2 separate regions of the Homo sapiens genome follow, and region 1 is linked to region 2. The links are chromatin contacts, found by Hi-C or POLR2A ChIA-PET in ENCODE. All regions are on one chromosome and are shown on one strand. The core of a region is the stretch at or near the end of the contact, and the rest is flanking DNA. Distances in the headings are between cores, read along the strand shown. Region 1 overlaps CRACDL (CRACD like). Region 2 holds the start of COA5 (cytochrome c oxidase assembly factor 5).

What was found. A loop is a pair of places that touch in the nucleus more often than their neighbours do. ChIA-PET counts read pairs that join two places held with the same protein, here RNA polymerase II (POLR2A). Pooled maps may share reads with other maps.
Region 1: a loop to region 2 is called in a pooled map, with 9 times the contacts of the local background. The contact joins the enhancer-like site here to the promoter of COA5 in region 2. A Hi-C loop is called at or near these places in 1 of 50 pooled maps. POLR2A ChIA-PET finds 5 or more read pairs at or near these places in 3 of 52 experiments (HEK293T, MCF 10A and PC-3).

The regions. Positions count from the first base shown.
Region 1 is chr2:98,907,202-98,910,848 of GRCh38, reverse strand. All of the region lies in intron 1 of CRACDL (CRACD like), which reads left to right. Among named protein-coding and RNA genes, the nearest start is that of CRACDL, 27 kb to the left of the region's middle. RefSeq lists an enhancer at 690-1,189. Within about 2 kb of position 1,333, at least 10 of the 41 ENCODE cell types and tissues checked have a DNase peak (open chromatin) inside an H3K27ac peak, as active enhancers do; they include PC-3, where a contact is called at or near this core.
Region 2 is chr2:98,606,284-98,610,036 of GRCh38, reverse strand. It overlaps COA5 (cytochrome c oxidase assembly factor 5), which reads left to right and starts at 1,525. Exons shown (of 3, transcript NM_001008215.3): 1 at 1,525-1,730. The coding sequence starts at 1,632. It overlaps UNC50 (unc-50 inner nuclear membrane RNA binding protein), which reads right to left and starts at 1,448. Exons shown (of 6, transcript NM_014044.7): 1 at 1,311-1,448; 2 at 1-281. The coding sequence starts at 277. RefSeq lists a silencer at 1,221-1,320 and an enhancer at 1,384-2,373.

The DNA of each region.
Region 1 (3,647 bases), core at 84-2,583, 300 kb before region 2:
TAAGAGGAGGCACCACATTATTGGCTCCACTTTGCAGAAAAGGAAATGGGCCCTGTCAGGGCAAACCCTGGCCGAGGCCACCAGCAGGTGAATGGAGCTAGGCCTGGTGAACTGCAACCCTGAGCTCTGATGGCAGGTGGGTGTGGAGGGAGGGAACACTCCAACTCCCACTCTCTCGGCTTTGAGGCTCCTCCTTCTTTTGTAGAAACGGTTGTCATTGTGAGCAGAGCAGACTCTGGTTTTGGGGGATCCTCAAAACAGTGGCTGGGAAACAAGGAGCATTATTTATTTATTTATTTATTTATTTATTTATTTATTTATTTATTTTGAGACAGAGTCTTGCTGTGTTGCCCAGGCTGGAGTGTAGTGACGTGATCTTGGCTCACTGCAACCTCCACCTCCCAGGTTCAAGTGATTCTCCTGCTTCAGCCTCCCAAGTAGCTGGGATTACAGGCATGCACCACCATGCCCAGCTAATTTTTTGTATTTTTAGTAGAGACGGGGTTTCACCACGTTGGTCAGGCTGGTCTCGAACTCCTGGCCTCAGGTGATTCACCCGCCTTGGCCTCCCAAAGTGCTGGGATTACAGGTGTGAGCCACCACACCTGGCCTCAAGGAGCTTCTTAGTTTTCAGAGGTGAGACAGTCTCCTCTTCTCAATGGGGAAGTGGGAGGTCCTGCCTGAGGGTGCATCCCAGCTCACAGCCCCCTTGGTAAGAGGTCTCTGAAATCGGCTTCCTGCAGGTAGGAGCAGCTGGAGGAGGAGACAGAGCCATCCTTCCGAGGTGGGAAGTGGTGCCAAGTTATAGGGAAAGTGCGATGTGGGAGAGATGGCGTTACTGACTACTCATGATGTACTAATCCGGAGGGGTGGGAATCGGGGCAAAATGCAGCCATTTCCTGCTTCAGAATTAAGTTTCCCCTTTTTGAAAGCGGCCCAAGCCCCGCTACCCATTCCTTTTGTTGTTGGCTTCCGTAGCTACTCTGCTGGCCCTCTGCCACTCTCACTTATGGGCTTTGTACCTCGAGACAGGCTCTGTGAGTTTACAGGTGGCAGAGGAACAAGATTCTCCTGCCTGTAAGGGAACCAGGGAAAAAGAGCAAAGTGGCCAGGTGGCTTGAGGTGTGCTAACAGATGGAGCGTTTGGTGCCAGGCCCGTTCCCTGGAGAGGCCAGCTGGTCTGGGTGTCAGGTTTCAGTGGGCCTTAGAGCAGGCGGGTCAGCAGCAGAAATGTGCTGGAGGGAGGAAATGCCATTTGCCTGGCCAGTGTTTGCTCGCGTCCTGCAGCCTGACAGCTCAATTTGTTTGCACCCACAGATTTCATGAACAGTGGTTTGACGACGGTTGCTTGGGTCCAGATTACATGGAAACATTTAGAACCTCCCCTGGGATTGCATCCTTATCTCGTAATCATAACTGCTTTCTCAGATTTGTAATAAGGGTTTTCCTGAACCTGCTCACCCCTTCTTATAAGTTACAGCAGTGACATCGCAGTTTTTATGTGTAAACCAGAAGCAAGTTGAACCAAAATAAAGAAAGCAATTTTGTGAACAAATAAGTTCCCCTTGAGAAGCACTGGGAATCAAATGCAAATATCATAAGGGACAGTTAAGAATCTGCTGTTGCTATCTAGGGCTCATGAATCTCCTGATGTGCAGAGAAACCATACATAGCAATCGCTTGACAGCTTTCTGCCAATCTCTTCTGAATTTTCACTGAAGAAACCTCCCCAGAGTCTCAGAGGAAGCAGAGCTGCTGAGATGCTGATTCACTGTGTGAGGCTTAAACTCAGGACGCATTTATACATCCTGTACTCTCAGTGTTTGCATGAAGCTTTTAAACACGGGGCTGGGCAAGACAAGTTTGGGGCAGTGGGCTTTTTCCGTGTGTAGACCTCTGAACCTTTAGGATTATTCTGGCTGTGCAAATTTACTGATACAAATAAATATAGGGACTCTGGCTAGGCTGAGAGAAAACAGATGAGGTATGAATGAAATTTATTTCTGTACAGATGGACTTTTAGTGGAAATTGTGAGGCTCACTCCACTTCCCAAGTGTAGGTCCCAGCCTTCGGTAGACTCTGAATGTCGTTGCACCACTGATGGAGGCAACACCAGAGAGGGGAAGGTCATTGGACTGTAAGCCACCTTGGAAACCCGAGCCTTGGTCTGTTGTCCAGGGCAAGTGGCAGCTTGTACCAGGGAAGGGAGGGGACAGACCTTAATGGAGTTTATCTGCCTGATAGGCATTTGCAGCAATAGAGTGAGTTTGGCTTTGGGTTTTTGTTTGGGCTGATAAAATCTTTCTGTTCACTTCCAAGCTGTTGGGTCGACAGGCTATCCACAGGCTGTGGGATGGGAGAAACTGTGGAGCCATCCAGCTGTGTGGCCAGGAAGGATGGCTAGCCTCTCCCCTGCCAGACTACTCACTGCAGGGACAGGGCAGGCATTTGCCAGGTAAATAACTTTTGCTGGAGGGTTGACATGGAATGGCATGTGCAAGAGAGGCGGTGTGGGACCCATTCCTGTCCCACAGCTGAGATTTTGGAATTGTCTGGAAGAGATGCCCTACCTGAGGGTGACCTCGGAGCTCTCTCTAGGCCACACATTTAGGCTCTTCTGTTCTTGTGGCTTGCCTCCCAGTTGAGACAGCCAGTCCGTCTACTGGTTACAGCTTTGAACATGAAAGGAGCTCCAGGGTACTGGCAGCTCCTGCTACGGAGTGGCTGGGCTGGGCCAGAAAAACCATGAGGTGAGATCCTCCCATTCCAGCTTCAAAACTGCATGTTCTACCTGACGTCGGAGATGAAAACTGGCCTTCTATTCCCATGGGTTTATTGAAGGTACACGTTTTACTCCTGATGCCTTGCAAAATTTGCAGAGATGTTTAACACGTGCAGAAACATTAGGTTTTCTGCTTCAAGAAATACTCCCTCATCACCCTTTTTCATCTGGTCTTAGTGTATGTAGTTCACCTGGCAGTTTCTTCTATGCAGCAACCAGAGTCACCTTTTAAAATGTAATCAGACTTCCAATCCCAGACATGATGGCATAATGAATATCAGACTTACTCTTCTTTCCCAAGCAATTGTGATATTGGACAGAATGCATGAAGGAACTGTTTTCGAGAATGGAACAACACTCAGTGCAGGTCTTTGGTCCAACTGGAAGCATGTGAGTCAAGCCCCACATTCACTCTGGCTTTCTGTCTGGGAGTGCCTTCAAAACCAAGGTACAAGGGAAGCAGAGGCCACCAGAGAGCTGAGCACAAGAAACCGAGATCAGAGTGCAGGCAGCTGGAACTTGCGGGGATGGTAGTGGAGAGGAGGGTTCTGAGCAGAGAAGGGACTTCAGAAGTCTTCAAAGTGATCTTGAGTCTTGGCCAAATGCTAAGCTGCATTTGCACAGGGAACAACTCTTTGAGGCTCGGCAGAGAACAACTACTGGCCAGGACATTGTGGGGAGGATGGTGAGCTAAGCACAACCTGGAAGTCACACAGTCACATTGTGCTGGGAGACTAAGAGTTTTTGTTTTGTTTTGTTTTGTTTTGTTTCCTGAGATGGAGTTTCACTGTTGTCGCCTAGGCTGCAGTGCAATGGCGCGATCTTGGCTCACCGCAACCTCCGCCTCCTGGGTTCAAGCGATTC
Region 2 (3,753 bases), core at 276-2,775:
AGAGCCAGATACTTAACAGGACCAAGAAAGCAGGGTCATCTCTGGCCCACTGGTCCTTCGTCTGTTTTCGATAATGAAAATTTCTGTAAACTCTCTGTGGGGATGTGAACAGGTAGAGCATCTGCCAGGCAGCAAATTCAAAGTCCATTTGCCGAAAGCGGAAAAGCCTTCTCAGATATTTGTAGCGTTTCGCTCCGGCTGTGTGTCTTGCCGCATCCCTGGAATTCAAGACTCCGTTCCCCTGCACTAAGGAATTCACTGAAGTACTCGGTAACATCTTCCTAGATGGAAGAAAAACATTTCTTTTACACGTATTCTGAAGAAACATTTGGCTACCGACACTCCTCTTCTGAGTTATTTGGCAGGGAGGTCACTTTCCATGTTCTTCCCAACCCTAGAGAAAGGCCAGGAGTCAAAAGCAAATGCAGTTAGTTCTGAGGCGGGTCTTGGGGCTTGGGAACCGCAGACTGCAACCTCAGGCAAGGGCAACAGCCCACCCTTCTGAATCACCTAATAACACTTATCCAGGGGCAGCTACCATTACAGAGACAGGGATGATGTGACTGCCCCATGACTCCGAGGATAGTGATAGAGCCAAGATTGGAAATCTGACTCGAAATTCCGTGCTCTTAACCACCAAGCTTTTAAGAAAATGCCTAAGAAAGCAGTTTCAGCCGGTTAGAACAGTGTTACTGAAGAGGTCAAATAAATGGCCTATTCACACAGATCCATCAGCGCACTGCCAGCAAGCTTCTCGGTCACTAGAATGAGATTAAAAAACCAAGAAAAACTCCGATCCCTAGTGTTTTACATCCGGAATAGTTCAGCAGAGGGAGCGGTAGCGTCGGAGTCCAATCCAACCGGTCCGAGCTCCGGGGAACGCCGGCCACTGCCCGGCTGCCCGTCTCCCCTCCACTTCGCAGGCCCCCCAGACGCCGGCAGGGTCTGGCCGAGCCCAGCTGCTCCCTCCCTGCCCGGGGCCGCGGGTACGGCTGCCAGATTTAGCAAATAAAAACACAGAATACCCAGCTCCATTTGGATTTCAGACAGGCCACGAATAAGGTTTTAGTATGCCTACATCCCACGCAACATTTCGGACATGCTTATACTAAATGCTCTTTCTTTATCTACGATGCAAATGTAACTGGGCGTCCTTTCATTTTAGCCGCAACTCTATCGCCGGCCGAGGGGCCGGACGCCGACATGGTCACTGCCAGGCCGCAGCGACGTCAGGCCGCAAGCTGTCGGGATTAAATGGCCCCCGGCGCGAGCCCGGGCCGCGGGAGGGCAGAGTGGTCCTCAGGCCTCACCTGGAGTCCTGCTACAGCCTCGACCCACGTCCGAACCAGCCCACCACCTCCTCCCAGCAGCCGACCCCAGCCGCCACCGGGCGGGCTTCCCTTCCCTCAACGGAGCCGGCCCTTGGGGCGCGCCGCGTCACGGGAACCGACTTCCGCCGCGGACGCGCCACCTCTCGGCCCCCGTAGTCCTCGGCCCTACCGCCGCGGCCCGCCGGAAGTTGTTGCCGCTGGCTTCCGGTCCCCTGAGACTGGGGCCTCGCTCGCTCCCGACCCGGTTGCAAGTGTTGCGGTGGGAGAAAGTCGCGTCCGCATCGGAGGGGAAGCGCCGTCATGCCTAAGTATTATGAGGACAAGCCGCAGGGCGGCGCGTGCGCGGGCCTGAAGGAGGACCTGGGCGCGTGTCTGCTGCAGTCGGACTGTGTGGTCCAGGTAGCGCGGCCGGGCGCTCCCGGTGGTGACGACCCCTGTCCCAGGCAGGCCTGGCTCGGCGGAGGGCAGCGGGTCGCCCGCGGCGGCGGTTGGAGTTAACCATCCCGGGCGTAGGTCACAGCTCGGGCTCACTGAACGTGCGCAGATCCACTGAGCTGTCGGAGCCCCAGTTCCCTGTGGGGTTAAATCGGAGATAACGATAAACGCACCCTGTCGGGTTTTTGTAAAGGTTAACCCATTTCAGTTCACGAAGCCTTTATTGAATGCTAGCACTCTACTAGGCTTTGGAGACATAAAGGAGAATAAGCCAGGTTTCTTGCCTGCCTAGAAATGATAATCTGTAGAATTAATGATTCCAGAGAGTTGCGTAAACCTGGTACACTGCCCTGGCCAGTAGTGTCTCCTGCCTGTTCAGTTGTGACAATGTGTGCTCAGTTTGACTTGTGTTGATGTGAATTTGTTTCTGAGTTACAGTTCTCTGCATTCTTGGATGTTAAGTTGTAAAAATAAGGCAACTCCATATTTTCACGATTTCGTATCTTGCTTCCCCTACACTCTTCCTTCACTCCCCGGCTACAGACACAGGTCTCCTCAGCACCCTCTTGGAATGCACTGAAACATGTAGTGAGGTTCACAGTGGACCTGAGTTCTGGATTAGAGCTCAAGTAAAGCACAAGTGCCTTTTCCAATTGCAGAGGCCCGACGAGAGGGCATTCAATTGTGTGCAATTGTCTTTGCATTGGGGGATGTAGTTTCAGAAAGTTGCTGTTATTTCAGAGAAAAGATTACCCCCAAATGGACATCCACTGTAAGACTGTACCAGTGTTTCTACCGAGTCACAATTTGTTTGGTTCACTGATTTTAGCAGTCAGCCATTCTCGCCTCCCAATGTCTAGTAAAACTTGAGTTATTATAAATTTAAGAGATTATCTCGCCCAACTTCCTTATATAAATGAGGAAACTGAAGTACCGTTGTTTTCAGGCTCCCCTGTCCAGGGCTGTGTCCCTTCTGCCCCTTACTCACTGGTGCTGCCGTTCAGCCAGCTCCTGGTAAATGCCTCTTAAGTGGCAGGCATGGTACCTGACACTGGTGATAACGAAGATGAATCAGTAACAGTCACTACCCATGTAAGCTTGGTGTCATGGGAGAAATAGACATCTAAGGGTCTAAATTCCTGCCATAAGACTGTAAGCATTTATTAAACATGTGTTTAATGACTAGATCTTGAGGAGAAAAATGCGTTAGCCCAAGGGAGAGCGTCTGATTTTGCTTCAGAATTTGGAATCTTCTGAGATGACATTTGAGCTGAGTCTTAAAAGTTGAGTAGTAGTTTATCAAGTAAAGGAGTGGGAACTGTTGTGGTTGTGGGGAAAATCTGAAAGAACAGCAAGTGCAGAGGCAGGGAGATGTGGGAGGGCGCAGAGGAGCTAGTGTCCTGCCATAGGGGAATGCGACAGAAGGCCTGAGGGGAAGGTTGCAGCCAGGTGTGAAGGCCTGTATGTGTGTCAGAGTGAGGAGACTGGATTTTATCCAGACGTTCAGCATCGGAAGGCCATGTTGATGAGTAGTCAAGGGAAGAAAGTACACTGAGTAGGACTGAGGAAAGAAACTCCAAGTGGAGGACAATAGCAGCAGCACAGAGAATTCCAAGCTGGCTTTCTGCAGCGGTTGATACAGCAAACATGTACGGAGCGCCAGGCTCCAGTTCAGGGAACAAATACTGATGAATGGAACATGGTCTCTCCAGTATAGAAAGCGGAGCTGTTTGGCTAGAATGCTGTAGGCAGAGATTATGGTTGGGACAGCTGGTACAGACTTTGCTTTTCCCGCCATTGAATATGTGGCCTTACCAGTGCTCAGTTTGGTCAGCCAGAAAACGTGATGCTTATAAGCAGTTCTTTAGATGGAAGTTCGTATACAGTTTGTGTTAAATTCATTCTGAATGCTGACTTCAGCTGGATTGTAAAAGGGCAATAGTGAGGAGGTTTGCAGGTCCAGAACAATCTCCTACAATCTGTTGGC